Linked DNA regions of Mus musculus: regions 2 and 3 are each linked to region 1. A link is a loop called in an ENCODE intact Hi-C map of the cell type or tissue named here. Cell type or tissue: left cerebral cortex. All regions are shown on one strand. Region 1 holds the start of Dipk2a (divergent protein kinase domain 2A). Region 2 holds the start of Slc9a9 (solute carrier family 9 (sodium/hydrogen exchanger), member 9). Region 3 has its middle 17 kb from the start of Gm24200.

Region 1 (8,000 bases):
TATTTCATAGATAACTTCTTCTTTGCAACTTGTGAATTGGATGATTTTAATATATAATTTTTAAAACTTCCCAGAGGCTAGGCTTGGTGGCACATGCCTGTAGCCCTGGGACTTGAGAAGTGAGGCAGAAAGATCAACAGTTCACAGCCCAAACCAAAACTTTCCAAGCTTTATAATGAGGATGGATAATTACCCCCGGCTTAGACTCACTTCACAATGGTTCAACATTCACTGCACATATAAGAAATGTAAGTCTTTACATCCTCAAGGCTATTATTAGTTTTCTATATAGTTGAATGGAAGGTCCAGGAATCAAAGTCAGAAATCTGTGGAACTCAGTAGCAATCAATGACAGTAGTAGGCCAGAGCAGCCACAAGGTTTAAAAAAAAAAAAAAAATTGAACAAAAACCAATCTTACAATCTTCTGGATAACTAACTAGCCACTAAAGCCCAGCCCACAGGAAACAGAATAACCAGCAACAAAGACAAAAAGATCACTATTTCCAGCAACAAGTGTAAGGACCAATTGTAAGGCAGAATAACTAACTACCCCCACCACCCCATGCAGTACAAATATGGAGGCATGCTTCCTTAAGGGTGTCTGTTTCACTGGTTTTCCCAAATAAATAAATAAATAAATAAATAAATAAAATGTCCCTTTAATTTTGGACCTGAGATATACAAAATGTTTTTTGTTATGTCCATTTGTATTTTTATGAGGTTTAGTCAAGTGTCAAACATGTCCATGAAACCTCAAATGCAAACACACACACACACACAAAACATATGATTTTAAGATTACAAAGTGCTCTCCTCGGCACTGCAGGGTATGGAATGCACAGCTGCAGCCCTAGCACTGGAGGCTGAAGCAGGAAGACGAATGCTGAGCACCAAAAAAAAAAAAAAAAAACAAACAAAACAAACAAAAAAAAAAACAACAAAACAAAAACAAAACCAAAGCAACAACCTCTAGTGTGTTTTGAGCCTAAACACAGGAATGCAGTTATTAAATCAGCTGCCAGAGGGAAAAAAGGAAGGAGCCACAGCCCACTGCCTAAAACTTCCAAGGTGAAAACATCCATTCTGAAACTAATGCTAAACAAGACGCTTGGCCCCTTATTTTTCTCTTCCTTAACAGGACTTTTGTTTTGAAATCTGAGTACACATGTGTAAAATTTAGATATTAGAAAAGCTTGAAAGATTGTTTGATCTGGCCTCAAATTCACACCCCAGCAGAGACCTAGCACCCCAGTCTAGTTCTCTTTTAGAAGAGATTAATTAAATCCATTAGTTAAAGCTAAACTTAGAAAACAAACACCAACAAGGAAAAACAGATTTCTCAAATCAAGAATTTGAGAGTCCCCCCAATAGGGCAGAATCAAAGGAACTGATTCAATAGACCTATTTAGGAGAAAATAGTTATTTCATTAAACAACAACAAAAAAATGTTATCCCAACCTTTCTCTCAATGGTCATAATCCTCTTTGTCTAGTTCAAAAAGTTCTTTTTAGCAAGGCACCAAGAGGTACACCGTCCTGAACTCAGGCTGCTGCTAAGAGAAAGCTCTACTCTGTGCTCTCTACGACCTTCCAGTGGCTGTCAGAGCGGATGAGATCAGCAGAGCTGTGGTTCAGTTCAGCCTGTCAGCAGCCACACTCTGTGTGTTTCCGGAATATACCAGGTGATTACAGTCACCCTCTATCCCTACACTAGCATTTACTCTCTGCTGGTCATGCAAACCCCACACAAATGCCCTGTATATAATATTTTGCCTTTTACAAGTAAAAGGAAAGCTTAAAAGCCACAGCAAACAATGATAATTGCATACTATAAAAATTAAGTCCTATTAAATCTATGATTCAGAAAATGGAAGGCAAATATAGTTCAACCAATATATAATACAGCTAAACATATTCTTGGCTCTTCCCCCTAAAACAACCAAGGGTTTTCTTGCCAGTGCTCCTTGGTCAGTCACAGATAGTGGCTGACTTTCAGAATCTCCAGACACTCCCCATCCTGACCTGTTCAAGAACAGGTAGCAAGCACAAACACCAGCAGAGAAGTTACCTTCCAATGTCTACCTTCCATTTTTAATGACCTAAGATTGTTATCACACACACAAAAACCAACAAACCCCACTCTGGGTACTCCTCCTTCCACAGGATGAGGGCCGGCTAGGCATGAGGGATACACCTCTTGATGAGTAAAAATGTAAAGGAAAAAGGTTTCTGACATGATAAAGGTTCTGAGAACTGTCTTGTCCACTGCAGAACAACTTTTCCTAGAAGCCAGACACAGACACGCTCCATAACTGTTAAGACCATTAAACAACAGGAGGGGCTGCACTCTCAGTTTCACACTGCAACACTGACAGCACAACTGCAGTTTAACACACGTGTGTATGCATGTGTAACAGACAGCACCTTCCACTTCCCTGTTCAGGCCATAACAGATATTTCATGTTTTACTGTTTCTTAACATCTAACAGTTAATGAATTAAACTGATCTACATTTTCATCTGTTTCACTAGTACCTTAAACAAAAGGGGATTTTTAAAAAGTAATTAATTACTTAAAAGCATCATTACTCTGTTACTTTTGTGAAGAACAATTTGATAATGGAAATCCACAGGGTTTTTTTTTTCCCCTAAAATTTTAGACAATAGAAAATTTATAAATCTAGTTTGTCATCATCCAGCATCCAAAAATTCATTAGGTGGCTCCCTCTCCTGGAAAAAAGTGAAAGGTGAGTTCAGCTTTAAGTTGTGAAGCACTGGCTCCTTAAAAACACTTTAAAACAATATGAAGCAAAAAAGTAAAGAAGCAACTGTGAGTGGCTTTTCTATTAGTACCAGGACAGCAGGCTTTATAGAAACTGTACCACTAAATGTACAGTTTGCATAGCTAACAAGTAACATACATGATGATCTGATTTACCATACAAAAACAGTATTCTTGATTACAAATCTGGATATACTTTTAACTTACTGATTCACAATCACACCACACATACTTTCAAAATCACTACCAAAGATCAAGTGTTTTTGTAAGGGAAGCATCTACTCAGGAGAATTTTAGGTTAAGCTCCACCTCCTCGGGTTAAGGAAAAAAAAAAAAAAAAAAAAGGCACTGTTCCACTGGTAGTAAAAACTCCAAAGTGTGTCTTTAACAAGTATGTAGCATAATGAAGCATCAGGACTACCCCTGGGAGCTGGGCTGACTAAACTACTGATGCAATTTATGAATGCCTCAATCTAGTAGACATTTTCTCACATTTATCCTGTACTCTACGCAATCATCCACTCAGAAAAATTTAGGCATTAGGCTTCAAATAAAGTGAGAAAAATGTAAAGTCACAACACATTTGACTATCTCAACTGCACAACAGGCTGAAAACGCCAGGAGTGTGAAGACATAAAAACTCCCGGTAAGAGACAGCTTTGTGGTGTGGAAATTACCAGTTTCTCAAGTTCAGATGCCTATGTTTTTAAAGAAGAAAACACAATGTTTAATCTTAATATTAGTTGTTCCTAATGCATCCATACCTAGAATCAACCCTATAAAAATCGCTCAATAGGCACTCAGTATTTAAAATGCAAAAACTGTATATACCTTAAGTTCAGTGCTAAATTTTGGGACCTCAGAGATTTTTGACTATCGACTACAGTCAATTACACTACTAAGTGCTGTCAGTACCTGCTAACATAAATACAGCTTGGAGAGGTGGGGGCTTGTGGGAGTGGGTGGGGGGGGTCATACTTAGAGACTCGCTAATCTAAACTAATGAATAGAATAATCCTGCAAAGTAAGCTTAACTGAATTTACACTGATCAGAGATAAAACAGTACTTATTAAACCATCTGAACTTTAAAATTAACCTATCACATATATCTTAACAGCAACTTGAAATTTTATTAAGGCTCACATTAGAACTTCAGCTGATCAAATACTCGTGTTAAGGATGCTTGGCTGAACTAATCAAGGCTGATTTCTCTTGACTAAGACGCAGAAAACTTGAAAGAAAAAAAAAGCCACCAATAGAGTACATTCCTATTCATACTTTAATCAACAACAGAAACAAGGTCCAAACCCTCTAGCCATTAGTGACATTCTTAGCGGAGAAAGGGCGTGAACTATACAATCAATTACTTGTGGTTAATTTAAACTCACTTTCCCTAGCACTTGACGTTTAGAACTGGTAACTTTTCTTGCAGCCAAGAGAGATCACACACCTACTGGACAATCGCTGCCCAAGGGCACAGCACTTTAGCGGGGGGGGGGGGGGTGTTTGAAACAAATTACTCCAAAAATAAACCGGATTCCTTTCTCTTATCTATTTTCTTCTTGCCGCCACCAGTAAAACGATTCCATTCTATCCTCCTAAAAGGCACGTTTATTTTCGAAATGAAGTCAAGAAAAAGCAAATAAGTCAGTTGGGCTAGAGGCCAAAACCCTTTTCCTTAGATCCTAGCTCCAACCTAAAAAAAAAAAAAAAAAACACTTTAATTCCTTCCTTAACCGGATTACCATATGACTAGGGCAGGCCACAGCATCAGGATGCAAAAGTCCGTCTTGGCCTTTAGCCTTCCCAGCCCAAATCTAACTCTTTCCCCCATTTCCTAGCTTCTAATTCCACGCAAAGCACGAGTCACGAATTAGCTCCCTTCACTTTACCACCACCCCACTCTCTGATCTCATCTTTCCCACCTGGTCCCAGAACTAGCTGATTGACTAACAGGGAGATGATCTAAGAAATAAAACAAAGACAGACTCGGGGAAGTTAGGCTAGCCAGGCGGGACAGCAAAGGACGTGTGCCCAGGGTGCCCAAGTCCTCGGAAAGAGGTACAAGGGCTCGCTATCGCACTGACACTGGCATCCAGACTGGGACGAGCGGGAGGGCGGAAGGAAACTCGCGAAGAGGCATTTTGGGAGAGTTGGGGACGCACTCCCTCTGGCGTCGAAGAGCCCCGCGCCCGCGCCTACCTGTAGCACCAGCGGCTCGGGGTTGAAGGCCAGGGTGAGCAGCAGCTGCATGCGCTCGGAGTCCTTGAGGTTACGCAGCAGGAAACTGCCCGAGTCCTTGGTCTCCGCGTAGCGGCGCACCAGGCGGTCCAGCAGGCGCTGCGAGGGGCAGTGCACCAGGTCCGACCAACCCTCCACCGCCTCCGGCGTGAGCAGCCGCACGTCGCCGTTGAGACGCGCGAACTCGGTGCGGGGCATGGCCTGGAGCAGGTCGCAGCGCGGCCGGCCGGTGGCCCGCTTGCAGATGCTCTGGTCGAGCTGCGCCAGCTCGCGCTGCGAACCCAGGCGCTTGAGCACCACGCGCCGGCGGCCGCCCTCGCGGGGCTCGCCGTACTGCGCGAAGTACACGTTCTTCACGTTGAGGAAGTCCAGCAGGCGCAGGCGGCCCCACGTCTCGAAGCCCACCTGGCCGTTGAGGAAACGGCGGCACCAGCTCGTGCCGAAGCACGCCGGGCACTTATTGAGCTGCAGGAAGCGCCGGTCGGCGAGCTCGTTGCGCTGCCAGGAGGCGAGCAGCGACGGCGAGTGCAGCAGCATCAGCACCAACAGGCTGCCGAGCGCCGCCAGCTTCAGTGCACGGGACAGGCGGCCCAGCTTCAGGGGCACCAGGCGCCACATCCCGCCCGCGCGCGGCAGCGGCCGGGGCCGGGGCGGGCGAGCGCACCCCGCCGGGCCGCCCCACGGCGCCGAGGCCCGCGGCGCAGACGGAGGGCGGCAGCGAAGGAACCCGAGGACGGGCTGCGCCGGCCGAGCGCGGCGACTTCCCGATCGGCTGTCTCCACAACTCCCGGTGCCCTCCTCCGAGCTCCCCGCCCTCCGACTCCGCGGGCGCCGCCTCCTTGCCCGCCAAGTTATAGAGGCGCGGGGAGGGGGGGGGGGAGGAGGGAGCGCGGGAGCCGCGGTCGCGCGCACGCGCACTCCCGCCCGGGACGCTTGAGCTGCGCCTTGCTGGGTCCCGGGCGAGCAGCGCGCGCGGGGGCGAGTGAGGAGTCCCGGACGCCTCACACTCGAGAAGCTACGGTGCGAGGAGGGGAGGAGAGGATGCGGCGGGGCCCCCACGCGCGGGCACGCCCGAGAGCGAGGGGCGGGGCCGGGGGCGGGGCGAGCGCGCCCCCGGGAAGCGTCAGCGCGAGCTCGCGGGGAGGCGGTGGAGAGGGTGGGTGGAGGGCGCGCCCGGGAGGGCGGAGCTCGCCAGCTCCGCCACCGGAGACCTTCAGTAACGGCTACTCTGGGGTGACTGTCGGGCTACACAGGCGCCCCGGAGGCCTTTGTGGGAAGGTCATTGGAAGGGAGAGGGCGGAGGCAAGCGGGAGCAGAGAGGCCCATCCTGGGAGCGGGAGGAGGTGGGGCCGAAGCCTGGGGGCGGGGCTGGAGTGGGGCCGGGCCAGGTCCTGGGGGCGGGGCCTGGCCGCCCGCTCCGGGCCTTATATGGTGTGGCGCGCGCTTGTTCTTTTGACTGGCGGGACCTCTGGGTCGCGCGCTTTGTGCCGCCGTAGGGCCTGCGGGCAGACAGTGGGCCAGCGGTTAGGGACCGGAATGCCGCTGCAGGGCTGGCGATGTATCTGCGGAGGCTGAGTTACGGTTTCGCTGAGTGAGCACTGGCGGGATGAGGTCCTTCCTCACCGGCGCCGCCCGCCGGGTCCCCGAGGAGCCCGGTTCCCCCATGCTTCACAGGCTGGGCCCAGGCCTGCCTTGCGGCCAGGACGCGTTGCTGTGGCGATGACCCCAGGGAGCCAGGCCGTCAGGTGCCGCACCTGTGCGGTCTAACCAGCTCCTAACAGCAGACTGCGGAAATAACCTGGCCTAACGCGCGTGGGGTTAAGTTTTAGAAGGTCTGGGATCTTCAGCAGTAACTTCAAAATATGTTCTATTAGAATACTTTTTTTTTCTTTAACTTTTAGCACTCCTGTGATTGTTGGTCGAGTGGATAGCTAGCTAATTCCTGGTCGCTGTTAAATATACTTTTACTGCGCTGATTTTTAGAGGTCAAACAGGAAAATCATAGTAAGTAGTAACGGGTATGCAAAGAGTAACTACTGAGACAGTGAGACTTATCTATACAAGATCGTGAATCACTTTCCCGAATTTTCTGTATTTGATTGTAGCATGAGGACTCGCTTCTGGAAGAATACGGGTAAGGTCAACGTTTTGTGTTTGGTGATGTAGGAGTTCAGTCTTTGGAAGAAATTTTCAACGTGGTGGTGATTTTTACAGGCTACTACAGAATACAAATTTTAAGATGTTAGCCTTCAAAGGCTTATGCAAAATGGCTGAGAAATTTGGCTGATAGAAAAAGAGCATCCCATGTTTCCTTTGGCAGAAATTTGATTTAACTTGCTCATCAAGCATCCCCCAAATCCATACAATAAGGTTATGTAAGCAAAGGCTCAAATGAAGTTTCCTCTGGAGTGTCTGGAGCGACTGGAGACTAGAACTGCATGGTTCATTTGTGCTGCTGAGGCAGAGTTGTAAACGAAGCGAATAATTACTAACCTGTGTGTTGTCTTCAACACCCCGTCTACATGCTAGACAATGTGTGGAATCACTTTAAAAACAAAATCAAAATATTCTTTCTGCATTTTATCAGTGTAAACAAACAAGGTTATTTTACTCAACACAAATTGCTTTGCTTAAAACTAGTTTATATTTTAACAGCTCTGAATTTAGGGAGTCAGTGGTGGCCTTTCTGCCTTAGTCCCTCTCCTAAGAGTGAAGTGAGGATTTAGAAACATGACACATCAAACTCAGTTGTTGCAATTAAAACTTCTAGATATTAAGATAGTCTTCAAGAATTTAATAACTTTTGCAACAGAAAAAAGTTTTGGAGACACATAAGATAAACTCAGAGATTGGAAAAGATCAGTAAGTATTAATGTATTTTTCTCCACTTTCCAGTAAACCACAGGATGCTTTTAGCTAATGGATTGTAAACTGCAAGCCAGAGTTCTTGATCATTATTTTAAATAAGAACAGTGTA
Region 2 (8,000 bases), 130 kb after region 1:
GCTTATAGAGTTAGCTGTGTAACTCTTGGTCTCTCGTCTTCACTGAGCTTTGCTTTACTGAGAGAGGCATAGCCTAGAACTTCTCCTAGTACCTCCTGCTAACTCCTGCCAAGGCTGAGGCCTGGCTGTTTCTGCTAGGTAGTGCCACCACTGTTGATTCGTGCGGTGCTATATATACACCAACTCTACCGAACTGAACTGCTGGTGTATCCATGAAGTGTTTTCAAGTGGATGGAGCTGCTGCTGCTGCTGACCTGTGAACTGAACTGCTGATTTCCAGACAACACAGATGGGAGTTGCTCCAAAGAAACTTTCTATGCAGGTCCACTTCCCCCGAATTCTACCCACTATCTCTGGTGGGTGGTGGGCTAGAAGGGAGGTTAGAATGTTTAAAAACCATCATTAAAAATATGATTTGAAAAAAATTGAAGTTCCAGGGGCCCCTCCTTATTCCTAAGGACTTGGGTAGAATGCTGCCGCTCCTTGGATGGCTTAGGGATAACAAGGCTAAATGGCAGGCATAATGCCAGGTTTGCCTGGATCCTTCATAGAGCCTGACATGAAATCCCTCAGTGTCTCCACACCTGGGCAGTTTGCTTCCCCAGCCTGTACCTGCAGCCTCTTCTATCAGCAGTGACTGGAGATTCTGTAACATTGACTGGGTGACATTCCCTCCTACGGGCAACATCTGCTCCACCCTAGGTTACCCTGACAGTACAGGTCCCCCTCTTTGACTCCTTCTCGCCGTTGGGTTTTGTGGGCAAGCTGAGGCAGGGTATGCTGATGGTGGTAGTGAGTCAGGCAGTTCTGTCCTTTCTCTTTCCTCTCTCACTTGCATGTGGCATTGTAGAACAGGCGCCTTCAACTCAGTTCACAACAGGTTTTGAGAAAGGGATTGGAAAGCTTCAGTAGTTTCTCTTGGGTCCTTGCTTTGCGTTCCACAGTTGTGCTGCTTAGCTTTTTTTGGTTGTTTTTGTTTTGTTTTGTTTTCTCAATTGGATACTAGCTGGGGTCATCTGGGAAAAGGGATCTTGGTTGACAAAATGCCTGTGTTAGATTGCCTGTTTGGCAAGTCTGTGTGCTATTTTCTCAATTAGTGATTGATGTGGGATCACCTAGCCCTCTGCAGAGTAGCGTTACTCCTGGGCACATGGTCCTAAGTGAGCCCATGGGGAGGGTTCCTCTGTGGCCTCTGCATCAATTCTTGTATCCAGGTTCCTGCCCCAACTTCCTTTTATGAGAGACTATGATCTGGATGTACGAGCCAAATAAACTTTCCTCGCCAAGTTGTTTTTGATCATCACAATCCAAAGCTAGTTAAGACAACCGCTGTGTTTTGAGTTCCAAACCAGGTTCCTGTGAGCTTGTGGCTTGAAGGGTTATCGTCATCAGGTGCCAGCACAGTGCCGTCATTTCCAGTTGATAATCGTCCATCTGTCAGCATCTATCTCCTTAATATAGACAGCACAGCACTTAGTAATGTTGGGAACCTTGGCTATTCCTGTAATTAGTTGTTCTAGTTTTACTAGGACCCAGAACTGTTACTGTTGGTTAGTGTCTGGGGTCAGGCAGCTCTGGTTACTAGGTTTCTTATCCAAAGAACTGAAAACACGGTTCACACAGATTCACAAAGGAAGCAAGGTAGCTGGATGGGAGCAAGGCCACAGTGCAGATTGTTGAGGGAGACACCGTCAACACTGACAGCTGGCCTCAGGACAGCACTCATTGAATCATGAGAAGGACCAGAAGAATGCTTGCAAGGGTTCGTTCTCTCCACTGAACCCACGGACCCAGGGAATCGAACTCAAGTCATCAGGTTTGGCAGCAAGTACCTTTACTCAACCGAGCCATCTCGCCAGCCCTCTCCTTTCTTTTAACAAATGAAAATTTACGGTCTTCCCAGAGACGCCTTGGATGGGATTGTAAACTGATAATATGAAAAAACAAACAAACAAACAAAAAATTAGTTACAGAGTTGAATCAGAGAGTTAGAACCAGTCTTTTGCTTGTAAATGATGTTTTGAGAGTCCTAGCTTTTACAACTGGAAAGGTAGAGAGGCCATGTGTCCTTATGCCTCAAGAAAACAGCTTTCCATTTTAATGTTCCCAGTGAAGCGTCTCTATGGACGAGAAATACTGTCTTTGTTCCAAATCGTCCTAGCCAACTGCTGTTGACAGTGCTGCCATTCTCCATGCTCCAGGCAGCAGGCTTGGGCCAGGCTTCCAGGTGAGGCCTTCCTTTCTCTACCCACAATTCCTTCATCTTCCTACACTGCCTTATTTCAACAGCAAGCTTAAAGCTTTTGAAAAGCTTGTAGAGTCAGGCAAACAATCTCCTGCTCCTTCTCACCCACTTCCTGGGTCTCTTCACAGGAAGAGGGAAAGAGATGTGGTAAGACAATCGAAGAGCAAGTCTGCCTTAAAAGCAGCAAAACCAGGAAGTTCTCTCGTTTTTGAATTTGCATTATCTTGTAAATCTAACGACTCACCTGTGGGTTTTTGAATACGGAAGGTGAGGCTGCTGGCAAATGCTTGCAAGCAATAGCTGACAGGCTTCAAGACAACTCCAGTATTAGTCATCACAGAGATGCGTGCCAAAAGGGACCATGGGTAAAAACATCTGCTGTGCACACAGATGCCCCCTGCTGAGCCAAGCACACAGAGAAAACCAACTCCAGCTCGGAGTTGCATAAGCAAAGAGGCTGAGGCACTGGAGTGCTTGATGCTCTCCCAGAGTGGGAAATTAGCTTTCCGATGGGTAGTTACCTTCCAGTGTCTATGTAGCTCAGGGAGACCTTGAATTCACAGCGATCCTCTTGCCTCAGCTTCCTGAACGCTAGAGTTACAGGTCTGTAAGACCATAATATTATTATGTGTTTGTCTCAAAGCCTTTAGTGTCATATTTTTTTCAGGGTGCCTTACAATACAGAAATGGAATTCTAATTCTATCAGAATAGAAGCCAGACATTAACACTCGTCCATTTTACCATGTGGTGAGATGTGGGGGTCTCCACAGCAGACCTGGCTGCATGGTGACTGATTGGTAAAGACAAGGAAATCTTGATGTTTGCCTAGGAAGCAGAAGAACTGGAGGTACCAGTCTTAAACACCTCCCTCTCCCTTTTCTCCCTCCCTCCCTTCTTCCCTCCATCCTCCACCTTCTCTATCTCTCTTCCTTTTTTTCTTCAACAAATTTAAATAGCACCGTTAAAGGACTGGGGCTAGACTTTTCTTTTTGATTATTTTAGTTGACCGGCAATTATAAAAAGTCAGAGAATCGTGCACTGGATCTGTGCCTCTCAACTTCAGAAATAGTCCTGTGAAATCATACCTGTCAATCCTCCCCTGGGAGGCTGTGGTGGGAGGGGAGAAACCTGAGTAGGTGAAGTTAAGGGTCTGGACTTGCCCTTTTGAATCTGAAAACTATTGATGTGCCGGGTTGAACTGTCTTACTATCAATGTACAATTTGCCAGTTGCATACAGACTAAGAAATCATGCTGGAAACAGGAGGGCCACGAGTCTGGACATCAGCATCTTGCTGGCAGATTTGACCAGTGTGGAAGATCTCTTTCCAGAGTGAATCATTTAAAGACAGAATCTTTTATGATGAAACCACCCTCTGGAGTTTGAAAAGAGACGGGGCTGCTTTAAGAGAGAAACAGGAAGTTGTAACGAGAAGCCGGTCTGAATGCTAAGCCATCTGAATTGCTTGCGAAGTAGCAACAAAGTAGCAGCGTTTATTCTGAAATTCTGTGGGCGCCAGTCTATCCTAGGCAACCCTCATCTAAGGGCTCATCCCTTGTCCAGGGATTTCTCTGAGCATCACAGTCGGTCGAGTGGAGAATGGCTGGGCAGCTTCGGTTTACGTCAGGGAAGGATGAAGATCATTTTCAACACCAGGGAGCAGTGGAGCTACTCGCGTTTAATTTTTTGCTCATCCTTACCATTTTAACAATCTGGTTATTTAAAAATCACCGATTCCGCTTCTTGCATGAGACTGGAGGGGCGATGGTGTATGGTGAGTGTGTAAATGGTGGGGTAGATGTGTAACTTGTTGCCTGGGCGTAGTAATTAGAGACTTGTGCTCAGATGGCAAAGTGCAGAAAGTGAGGGGAACATGCTGATTGAAGTGTCATTAGCTCAGCGAGAGGTGCCGCAGTGTTAGGGATGCTAACCTCTTTCCAGAGGAGCGGCAGAAATTCCGCCTGACCACAGAGCAGCTGTCACAGTGACAGGCTCTGAGGCAGCACAGTATGTGAGTCTGTTGACAGCTGCAGTCCTTTGTCATGCGGGGAGTCATGGAGCGCTAGTCATGGTAGTAGGTTGTGGTGGCAATGCAGTCAGTCAGCGCAGCCTCTTCCACAGGCAGCCAGAGGAGCCAGGCAAAGTTAAGGGAATGGCTTCAGACTGCATGGAGGAAATACCCTTTCAACTATTTTCAAGAAGAAATACTCGTAGAAACAGACCCCACCCTTGTAATGGGAATAATTGTGTCCAAATCCTTTTTCATCCTGTGAACACTATTTTAGCTTCTGATAATAAAAGTGTTAAACCAAGAATTTCCTATTTAACATTTTCCATTGCTTAGCCTGATTTAATATGGTCTTGTTTATAATACTTATTTGTGTTCTCACACCACACACACACTTCTCTCTCTCTCTCTCTCTCTCTCTCTCTCTCTCTCTCTCTCTCTCTCTCTCCCTCTCCCTCTCTCTCCTCTCTCTCTCCCTCTCTCTCTCCCTCTCTCTCCCCCTTTCTCTCTCTCTCATTTTAGACAGGTCTCACTCTATAGACAAGGTTGGCCTCAGACTCACAGTGATCTTCCTGCTTCAACCTCCTGGGTGCTGGAATAATATGTATAAGTAAGAACACCCAATTCTTTAAACTACAGAGGGGAAAAAAGGTTTTAATTTAAGGTTTAACCTCCCAAAGTGATGCTCTTTCTGTGCAAGTTACCATGGCATCCATCATTTTTGGGAAGTTTAATAAAATGTGATTATGGAGTTTGTACAGACTAGCCTGGTTTATCTAGTTTATTAAGATGAGCTACAAGGCACTAGCACTGAGCTGGTACTGAGACAAATTGTCTCACTACCAACTGACTTCATGACCCTTATCCTACCAAGTAAAAGGTAACAGCTTTGAACATAATGGGAACAGTCAAGGGCTGCCAAAACGGATAGCAAAGAACATACTTTTTGACTTCTCCTTCTTTTTGGAGGAGGCCCTTTTATATGTCTGGGCTCCAGGGAAACAAGATGAGGGCACCTTTCATGTGCTAAGCGTGTGATGGACTGATGTTAACAAGGAATGGTCCTGAAGGGAAAGCATGAGATAGCCTACCCTTGAGCCACTTGAGCTGTAGGACAGACCGTTAAGGCCATGTAGTGCAGCTTGCTTTCTCGAAGCCAATTCAGAGCTCCACTAAGTTTCTTTGTACTGAAGGTCCTACAGCACACAGCAAAACTTTTCAGGGTGGGAGAGACAGGCCAAAAGAGAAGGGCACAGCGCTTTCAGAGGCCGAGCCCTAGACGTGAGTCATTCTCCCTTTCTCCATAATCGATTTACCAGGAGCTTTCTCTATCTTGGGTAATAAATAATCAAAAAGATGCAGGGTGTAATCTGAGAAGCCAGAAACACTGTCATCCTAAGCATCAGATCAAAGGGCTGTGCATATTTTAGCGATACAACACATAGTTAAGATTAAACCCTTACTGGAAGGGAAGATTTCTCCATGTGCTTGAATTATAACAGTTTTTTTTTTTTTATCAATTTTCTTCTCTGTGGTAGGGATATTGTTTTATAAAAGTAGTTAAACTTTGACTTAAATAATTCTTGATTAGATTTAGTTAATAATGGTTGTCCCTGCACTGAACAGTCAAGCATGGTGGTCCTCCCCAAGCTGAACAGTCAAGCATGGTGGTCCTCCCCAAGCTGAAGAGTCAAGCATGGTAGTCCTCCCCAAGCTGAAGAGTCAAGCATGTTAGTCCTCCCCAAGCTGAAGAGTCAAGCATGGTGGTCCTCCCCAAGCTGAAGAGTCAAGCATGGTGGTCCTCCCCAAGCTGAAGAGTCAAGCATGGTAGTCCTCCCCAAGCTGAAGAGTCAAGCATGGTAGTCCTCCCCATGTGTTTTCATACATTTCAAGCTGTTAATGAGGTTCTTGTTCATTTCAAGGGTAAACTCTGAAAATAATTCATTAAGATGGCTTCCACAGACTTCTAGGATAAGCATTTTTTCAAAATGCTTTACTGAAGTGCTTAGTGTAGACTTTCTGTCAGGGATGTAATGAAATAGTCAAACTAAAACCCAGGAGAACGAGGAACTCTAAGGAACAACTTTTAGTAGTAAGAGGGAGAGAATTCCAAAGGTTTAGTCTCTGTAAATGAATAAGCAGTTCGTACAGTTGTAAGGAATCTTAGAGAATGGAATCCTCGTTGTGCAGAGGAAGTGGGGCTTAGATGGAGGTCATGGTAGTGGCTGGTGCTGAGCTGGGGTCCAGCACGTCTTTTAATCAGAGATGCTGAGACAGTAATAAGTAACTTCCTTCAGGGATATTCCAGGGAGTGTGTGTATGTGTGTGTGTGAGCAGGGGTGGGAGGATGGTGGAGAAATGAGGATGTTCCAAATATATGATCCTGTTGTAAACCTTTAAGGCTTGGCCATCTAGTTTCTTCTCCAGGGGGTCTGACAAAGTAAAATTTCAGGGTAAACCCTTTCTCCATCTGAGGAAGCAAGACATTGTTTCTGCAGTAGTCTGGCTAAAGGCATAATGAAAACCAATGGAGAAGACGACAAACGTAGACTTTTTCTTGTTTTCTGAAGACAGACACTTTAGAGTAGCCTGGGACAGATCTCTCCATCCTGCTGTTAATCAATATGCTGACCGTTAATGTCTGTTCTGGCTTTTAGTCCCATTTAAGTGATTATTACCGCTGCTTATTCTTTCCAGTCTTGCCATAGAGCACCTCGGATAGTTTGCCTTTCCCTTTGGGCTCATCAAAGAATTAGGTGACCAGCCCCTACCTCTCTGGCTGCGGCTCTTGCCTTCATCAACTGCTCACACAAACCATTTGCCCTTATACTGAGAGCAGTACTTTCTTCAGGCACCACAGTACCTGTATTCCCTCAGCCCAGTCCCCAACATGCCTCCCTGAGGGCATTCTGGTGACCTGTGCCAAATGTCCCTTAGAAGATGTAATAGATGCTGATACATTTAATCAGTGTACTTAGGAATCCAATTAAAAAAAAATTCTAGGGATCAGAGGCTTAGAAAATGAGCAGTTACAGGATAAACAAGGAGCAAGGTAACCAAGCAGAATGTTCAACTGTTCTTTCATAATTATTGTTAGAAACAATTTTCAAGTCGTTAACCTTAAAATATCATATGCAGGGTTGTAGAGGCCAAGAAGTTTCCTCTGTGATGATTGGAAATAAAACTGAAGACCCAAATACAAGTAATTGCTTATACAAAAAATAATAAAATAAAAAGTCTTCTCTCATTATTATGGGTCATGGGTGCTTTTTATAAATTAGCAGTGTCATTGTAGAAATATTTTTGCTCTGCCAGGCACAGTAAAGCGTAATTGTCGCGCATGACTTCCTATGGCTCCAGTTATTTCAAAATGGAAGAATAAGCAACAGCCATAATCATTTAAACTGGACTAAAAGCCAGAATGAGCGTTAATGGTCAAAATATTGATTGACAGCAGCTGGGACACTTAGTGCTGCTTAATTTGGGGCCTAGATTCATCTCCGAGGTACTCATTAGAAAGCACTTGCTCCTTGGTCCCTGATAGCATCAAGGAATCCATTTTAACTCCCTAGGGGATGTCACATCTTGTAGAACATTTGTAATGGCATACCTTTGAGGACTGGGATTTAAGATTAAGGACAGAACAATTTAAAAATCTTAGAGTTCTACCTTTGATTTTTTGTTTGTTTGTTTGTTTGTTTTAACCATCATCTAATATAGAGACTGTCCTGGATTCATGCAGAAGTT
Region 3 (8,000 bases), 230 kb before region 1:
CTACCTTGTTACCATTCTTATACTTAACTGTCTTCAAAGGATACATTTAAATCAATGACCGCTAAGAAAATAGCAGAGAATAGATGTCTTGTGCAAAGTAAAACACATCTCAAAGAATGAACCACAGAGAGTAGAGCCAAAGATGATCACGTATGTACAGAGAATACACAAGAGGAAAATGAAAGAGCAAGGCCGGAGCTTCAGAGATGGCTCAGTGGTTAAGAACGTGGATTGTTCTTCTAGAGGACCCAAGTTTGATTCCTAGTTCTCACAATGGGCAGATTACAACCACCTGTAACTCCAGCCCCAGGGATAATGCAACTCCTCTTGCCTGCTTGGACATCTCTGGCCTCTGCAACCTGTACCCCATATACATAACTAAAAACAAAATAATAAAATATTTAAAGAGCAAGCAATAAATAAATAAATAAAATAAGCAAGCAAAGGCCACACACCTTTTCTATCACCATCATCACCAAACTTGTTTGCCATGTATAAAATGTGACAGCAAGACCACCATTTCATCCAGTTGTAATAGAGGCTGGAGTGATGTAAAAATTTAAGAACGTGGGACACCTGCCAATACTGTGTGCTCAACAAACATTTACTAGTTAAGTCTTAAATCTGCGACTGATGCAGTCCCTAAAGAAGATATGAAAATATTTCAAATCAGAGCATAAATGGGTATATATTGTTCTGCAAACCCAGGGCAAGATGAAGAGTCAAGTACTAAAGCTAGGATGTAAACACCAGGATAAACTTGCCATTCCTAAACAAACGGTATCACCTATCTAACAGTGTGTCTCTAGAACAATATCCCTGCAAGAGAAACCCTGCAAGAGAATGAAGGAGACAGAGAAGGTTGCCAAAGCTCTTTTATCTTAGGACCTCTGAGTTATACACATGACGTTCACAACCCGATCAAAAATTTCTCAAAGGAAGTCCCTGAAATATCTAGCTCTACATATCATTTTAATTGTTTGACTAAGATACTGTTTTTATTACTAGGTATTCGGGACAAGGTTAAATTACATGCAATCGACTCAATGTAACAAACTGAAAAAGTAAAATACCATTTTAGGAAGAATTTACACAAAAGTAAACAGATGCTTCAAAGTTTCTCCTGTCCAGGAAATTTGATACTCTAGAATAACTCATTCCCTGAAAGTATCAGAAAATTTAATTTTAGTTGTTGTTTTCTGTTCTTTACTGGCTCATTATTCTATTAAACAGAAAACAACTGTGAAATTTTTTCCAGCTGTTTATTCTTTCACCAGCTTTGTGCCTTTGTTTTTCCTTTAGCCATGGTGCCAACAATCACTGACTGTGTAGGGTGGTGGGCTAAGCACTGGGCACTGTGTACTAAGGTGTGCTGAACTCGGGTAAGGGGGAGGGCTGTGTTTTAACAGAACATGATAGTGCATATGCTAATACCAGCTGTGTCCCAACTTATTACAGAAAGAAAGTTTGAGAATATTCAAAACACTAATGCATATGTCCAAAGAACTTACAAACCAAGTCTAGGATTCTGAGACAAGATGGTCCTGATCTTTTCAGACATCCCAGGACTAGAACATGATGACATAATGGTGAAGATTTCAGGAAAGGGTATAATCACTGTGTGTGTATGTGTGTGTGTGTGAGAGAGAGAGAGAGAGAGGGAGAGAGAGAGAGCAAAAGGAAGGGAATGATGAATTTTTGGCAGATATGAAGATTGCTGATAATGAGAACACTGTAGAATCAGGCAGAACAGAGTTGACTCTGGATAGTTTTGCAGTCATCTGGGTAAGCAGATCATGTAATCTTGAAGCTCTTGAAATTTTCATTCACTGCTAGGAAGGGAAGCGGCAGCTATGTAGGATAGAGGCATTCCTTTGAGAGGAAGGAGTAGTCTCCTCTCCATTTGATTTTTTTTTCCAAGTAAACAAGAAACACACTTCAGGACAATTTTCAGATAATTTAGATCTCCTTTGCCATGTGCCAGACATCACACTATAGAGCGAGGATGTCACAATGCTAATTGGATAAACGTTTCTGCTACAGCAGCTGGGAATTATAGACTAGCACAATTAAAGCTATGGTGGTCAGCTTCACCTGAGCATAACATCATTGTTCACAATGTCTAAGAGATACTTCTGCTACTTCTGTACTTATTTTAAGGTGTTAAAAAAAAGGTACATTTATTTCTTTATTTATTATTTGTTATTTTTTATTTTTACTGATATTGCTTTGGATAAAGTTAAAGGAGCATACATTTGAAGAAATGTGGGAATCTATGGCTAAAACCTGCCAAGTCAATCATTAACATGTAGAACAATTACCTCATGGCTGGGCTGAAGTAACTGCTCAGATTAAGCACTTGTCACAACAGCTTGAGTATACCTTCTTAAGTTCAAATCCCCAGAACCCATGTAAAATTTGGGCAGAGTTGTGCACATCTGTAATCCTGGTGCACCTACAGTGAGATGGGAAGAGCAGGCAGCTGATTTCCTGGAAGCTCTCAGGTCAACCAACACATCTATGCAGTGGTAAACACCACAGCCACCCCTGGGCGGGGGTTGGGGAGACACAGCATCTCAAATGGGCAAAACAGATGAAACAGACTGACATTTCACTTATGTGCCTGTGTGTGAGCACAAAACACTCCATCGTGAACTTCTCAATGCTGTTAGGAATTGTACTTAGAACATTCTTAGGTCCCAGGAGTTGAAGGATAGATTGCCCAATGCCAGTGTGACTATTCTTTCCACAAACCTGCACACCTGAGAAACACACACACACACACTAATTCCTTTTGGGTTCTCTGAACCTAACTGAATCTGCACTTCACAGCAAGCTGTGTGCATCATGCTGCAGATGCTGAAAGGACTTTCAAAAAAGCAAACACTTTTCTTTCCTCTGCCATAGTATGAGATGGTTCAGAGGCATCTCCACGCCTTTGCAGGCCAGAAAGTTTAAGGCAGTTACCTCAAAAGTCAAGAAAACATCGACTGATAATAGGTTGCCCCATGTAGAGGTTTCCCACCAGAAGGAAAATCAAAGAGAAGAGAAAGAAAGACAGAATGAGACTAAACTGCTGAGTTGGCTTTGGCCATGGAAGCCATTAACCACGTTGAATTAGTAAGCACTTCCAGAGCCACACTGGCCCTGTTAAAGCTTTAAGGGCCACACGCCAAAGTGAAAATTAAATAAAGCAACAAAAAGACTGAGCCCAAATGAATTTGGTTTTATTTTTATTGCAGAGTGAAGCTCCACACTATAAAACAACCACAGAAGGACTTTGCCAAGTGGTAGTTTCCCAGAATGCATTAAACTCTCAGGCCTCTGCCACTGCCCCCACTAACAATGCTTGCTAGCACGTCACAAAATGACTTCTGTTGTAACTTTTACAAAAAAAAAAAAATTTGGTGAAAATTTCATCAAGCACTGTAAAGTTTTTCACATCAATTTTAGTATAGGCTGGTAGACAACAGCTTGAAATTCTGCAGCAATAAAGGTGTTGAAATGCCTGCTATAATCAAAAAACTCTGATTCCAGTTTTAATCACCTTCTTCCCCTGCCAATACCACTACGTATTTTCATATTATATGAAAGTGACATCTGGGCTCCGGATTCAGCAAAAGAGAAAGGATTTTTGCCTTGTGGAGACCAGTGCTATTTCAAGTACTGGGGTGACTGCAGACCTTTCCCAGTTTGTTGGATGCTAACAGGAGGTGCTTAGCACAAACAGGTTAGATCTGAGCAGCTTAGCTCTGACACTACACAGGTTCAAGTCCTGACATTTAAGTTATATTAACAGTATTTTCTTACTATAAAAAGAACTCAATTGATTTGAGGTTGTGATAATGCTGGAGTTTGAAGCGCCTTGTTTGGCTTGCTTTATATCAGCCATCATGACATCATCTTTTCTGCTTCTTCACATACATTCTTGAACTCAAACCAAACAGAAAGTGAACGCAACTACTTCATCAAATGCAAACAGTAAAATAGCTCCTAATTTGTATGCAAAAAAAGACTTCTCAAATCTCTCAAGCTGTTAGTTCGCTGGTTTACAGTGACTTTATAAAGTGAATTTTCTTCCTTGTCTTCTTCTTCTTTTTTTTTTTTAAATAACAAGTAGAAAAGGCAAAGTACAAAATTACATTTAAAAGGCTTCTATTTATAAAAGATGGGAAAATGCAATGCTACTTTTCAACACTTAGCTTAACTTGAAGGTGGAATAGGGGTATGCCTTCGATTATAAATATCAAGAGGGTATGAAAATCAATATTATATGTGTATGAAATGAGACCGAAGGTGTCAGAGGAACAGTAGCAGTACAATACCCAGATAAACTGGGTTTTGATGTTCATGTGGCTACTGAAAATGGGCACTGGGGGCATTCTACTTAGTACTGTACCAAAACGACTTAACAACTCTGGGATCTCACTCTGGTCTCACCTTGGCTCCCACAACCTTGCACTCTCTGTAAAGAGAATTCAAACACACAGAGCAAACTGTAGGGGATAGGTGGTGGAGTGTTAATGCAGACTCAATGCAGACTCCCAAGGCTGAGAGCAGTCACCTTCCAAAGAAACCATTTCTCCAACTTACATGCTAAATGGGCTTTGTGCTATTTCCTAAAGTCCCCAGAACCAGCTTTCATAATAGGGCATTTTCCTGCCTATGTGCCAAGAGAATATCTTGTGTGTTGTATTGTGTATTGTGCATCACTGGTTGATTTAAAAGCCTATCGGCTATGTTTTAGGCAGGAATTGGGAAGTGGAACATATGGAAAGCAGAAAGGATTCTGGAATAGAGCCAGCTGGGAGATCTACAAGGACAGGTGTGAGGAGACAGACACATAGTACCTGAGCACAAGTAACCAGCCACAAGGCAGAATATGGATTAAAATGAATGAGTTATCTGAAGTTATGATTCTAGTCAGAGAAGAGCTGAATATGGCCAAGGTGTTTGTAAATATATTTTGAGCCCAAGTGTTATTTCTGGGAGCATGGAACTGGTAGAAAGAAGCCCACTTAACTTCCACACCCAGGTGATTGGCAAGCCCATTTTGATTAACAGAGAAGGGGCACTGGTATGACTTTCTTTCATGTGACATCTTTCTTTCTTTCATATCCTGGACTGCTCATCAATTTTATAACTTTGGGTTGTCCCCGATGTTATGTTTCCACTTGGAGCCAGAGATCTCGATCGTATGAGCAGTGAGCACATAACAGAGCAGACCAAACATAATTAAAGAAAGAATAAAAAATGTTCTCTAAAATTATCCATGCTTTACCAGGAGGAAATAGCCTCCCTGCTATGAAGCCCACCTTCCTCCTACACCTTGTCTGCAGCTATCTTTCGTGTGGCACTCTAAATTTAAGCCAAGATTGACTGCGTAGCTACTTCTTCTTTTACATATCACTATTTTTCCCCCAAAATTAGTCTGAGATACACAGGATGTGGGAGCAAAGCTGAGTTCCAAGGATACACAGAGCAAACACCTGCCTACAGATACTTATAAAAGAGAACCTCTGGGTATCCTGGGGACAAAGAACTCTGCCAATTCCCAGAGTCTTCCACCCACGACTCAAAAACACCCACAAGACACTTCCCTTTTGGAAAATACTTGTTTCTGAAATAGACAGAGGTCACCTCATTCTCCTATAACAAGATAAATCCTCCGTATTTTACTGCAACACTGTTACTTATGGTGAACATGAAAATCACTATGCTTCTTGGTTAGAAGAAGATAGGCAACTATTATTTATTTGTGTAATATAATACTATAGTCTAGCTATAAGGAGTGAAATAAACCTCTGGCAGAAAAAATAAAGCAATAGTTTTATTTGTTTATAGTTATGACAAATCATTTGAGTAAAGAAGATGGAACAAGATCGAAGCTCCAGGCATGTATTTGTGAAGCATGTGCATTTTCAAGGAGACATCACATTTGTGCTCTCTGTAGGAGATAATACAAAACCCTGAGGTTAGGGTTGACTTGGAAGATGCTGTCTGAAAGACTGAGTGTAGGAAGGGCATTGGGGTGTGTGCACTGATTTTTATTCTAAATCATTAGAAAGCATTTGCTTCTTTCATCCTGAAGTTCATGAATGTTAGCCCTAATGTTTTTCTAATTTCCTTTACTTTTGCATAATTTAAATAATTAATAATATATTTTTATGAAGTCTATTCTATTTCTGAATTATCATAGTGCTGAAATTAAAGAAATCAAATTAGGTTTTTGTAGAGATGGCTCAGCCATAGCTGCTCTTCCAGAGGACCTGGGTTCAATTCTCAGCAATCACATGGGAAACCACACCTGTCTGGAACCCATTTGCACAGGCTCTGATACCCTCATAGACATACATGCAGACAAAATACCAATGCACACAAAATAAAGAAAAGATAAAAAGATTAAGCATTGAAATTATTACAAAAAGAAAAAAAAGAGAAAGAGAGAAAGAAAGAAAGAGAGAGAGAGAGAGAAAGAAAGAAAGAAGGAAAGAAAGAAAGAAAGAAAGAAAGAAAGAAAGAAAGAAAGAAAGAAAGAAAGAAAGAAAGAAAAAGGAAGGAAGGAAGGAAGGAAGGAAGAAAGGAAGGAAGGAAGGAAGGAAGGAAGGAAGGAAGGAAGGAAGGAAGGAAGGAAGAAGCTAGGACTGGAGAGATGACTAACTGGTTAAGAGCTCTGACTGCTCTTCCAGAGGTCCTGAGTTCAAATTCCAGCAACCACAGGATGGCTCCCAATCATCTGTAATGTGATCCAATGCCTTCTTATGGTGTGTCTGAAAAAAAAAAAAAAAAAAAAACAGAATACTCACATACATTAAATAAATAAATAAATAAATAAATCTTTAAAAAGGAAAGAAAGGAGGAAAGGAAGGAAGGAAAGAAGGAAGGAAGGAAGGAAGGAAGGAAGGAAGGAAGGAAGGAAGGAAGGAAGGAAGGAATTGAATATATTGGAGCATTTGTCCTTGTGGTATGTTGGGAAATCTTTTGAGTATGTGCCCAAGAGAGGTATAGCTGGGTCTTCAGGTAGAACTATTTCCAGTTTTCTGAGGAACGACCAGATTGATTTCCAGAATGGTTGTATCAGTTTGCAATCCCACCAGTAATGGAGGAATGTTCCTCTTTTTCCATATCCTTACCAGCATGTGCTGTAGGTTGAGTTTTTAATCTTAACCATTCTGATTGGTGTAAGGTGGAATCTCAGGGTCACTTTGATTTGTGCTTTTCTGATCACTTTGAACATTTAAGTACTTTTCAACCATTTTGAGATTCCTTTATTGTGAATTCTCTGTTTAGCTCTGTACCGCATTTTTAATTGGGTTATTTGGTCTTAAGGAGATTAACTTCTTTTTTTTCCATTTTTTATTAGGTATATAGCTCATTTACATTTCCAATGCTATACCAAAAGTCTAACTTCTTGATTTCTGCATATATTTTGGATATTAGCCCTTTGTTGGATGTAGTGTTAGTGAAGAATTTTTCCCGATCTGTAGGTTACCAATTTATCCTATTGACAGTTTCCTTTGCTTTACAGAAGCTTTCCAGTTTCATGAGGACCCATTTATCAATTGTTGAATTGTTGATCTTAGAGCCTGAACCATTGTGTTCTCTTCAGGAAATTTCCCACCTGTGCCACTGAGTTCAAGGCTCTTTCCTTCTTTCTCTTCTCTTAGATTCAGTGTATCTGGTTTTATGTTGAGGTCCTTGATCCACTTAGACTTGAGCTTCTTGTAAAGTGATAAATATGGGTCTATTTTCATTTTCCTACATAGACCGACACCGTTTACTAAAGATGATTTTTTTTCCATTGTATGTTTTGTCTTCTTTGTCAAAGATCAAGTGTCCATAGGTATGTGGGTTTATTTTTGGGTCTTTGATTCTATTCCATTAATTGACCTGTCTGTCTCTGTACCAATACCATGCAGTTTTTAATCACTATTGCTTTGGAGTACAGCTTGAGGTCAGGGATGGTGATTGCCCTGGAAGTTCTTTTCTTGTTGAGAATT

What was found. Peaks named below come from ENCODE experiments on the same cell type or tissue, not always from the same donor. Only the 100,000 strongest peaks of a DNase experiment are listed, where the experiment ranks them.
Region 2: it touches region 1 in a loop (8-fold over the local background); 7 of 42 quality-filtered maps call a loop at or near these places.
Region 3: a loop joins it to region 1, with 5 times the contacts of the local background. A loop is called at or near these places in 2 of 42 quality-filtered maps.

Annotation. Positions count from the first base shown.
Region 1 is chr9:94,532,235-94,540,234 of GRCm38, forward strand. Dipk2a (divergent protein kinase domain 2A) reads right to left here and starts at 5,847. Exons shown (of 3, transcript NM_001033145.2): 1 at 4,985-5,847. The coding sequence starts at 5,641. In left cerebral cortex, CTCF peaks have their summits at 2,724 (motif pointing left), 4,993 and 6,257; DNase peaks (open chromatin) are centred at 1,629, 2,761, 3,301, 4,996 and 6 more places; H3K4me3 peaks cover 6,853 bases; H3K27ac peaks cover 3,809 bases.
Region 2 is chr9:94,666,218-94,674,217 of GRCm38, forward strand. It overlaps Slc9a9 (solute carrier family 9 (sodium/hydrogen exchanger), member 9), which reads left to right and starts at 3,675. Exons shown (of 16, transcript NM_177909.5): 1 at 3,675-4,019. The coding sequence starts at 3,845. In left cerebral cortex, CTCF peaks have their summits at 2,638 and 3,907; DNase peaks (open chromatin) are centred at 2,635, 3,063, 3,707 and 4,226; H3K4me3 peaks cover 2,670 bases; H3K27ac peaks cover 2,443 bases.
Region 3 is chr9:94,297,325-94,305,324 of GRCm38, forward strand. No RefSeq gene overlaps it. Among named protein-coding and RNA genes, the nearest start is that of Gm24200, 17 kb to the left of the region's middle. In left cerebral cortex, no CTCF peak of the experiment used is centred here; DNase peaks (open chromatin) are centred at 2,819, 3,268, 3,780, 4,376 and 3 more places; H3K27ac peaks cover 296 bases.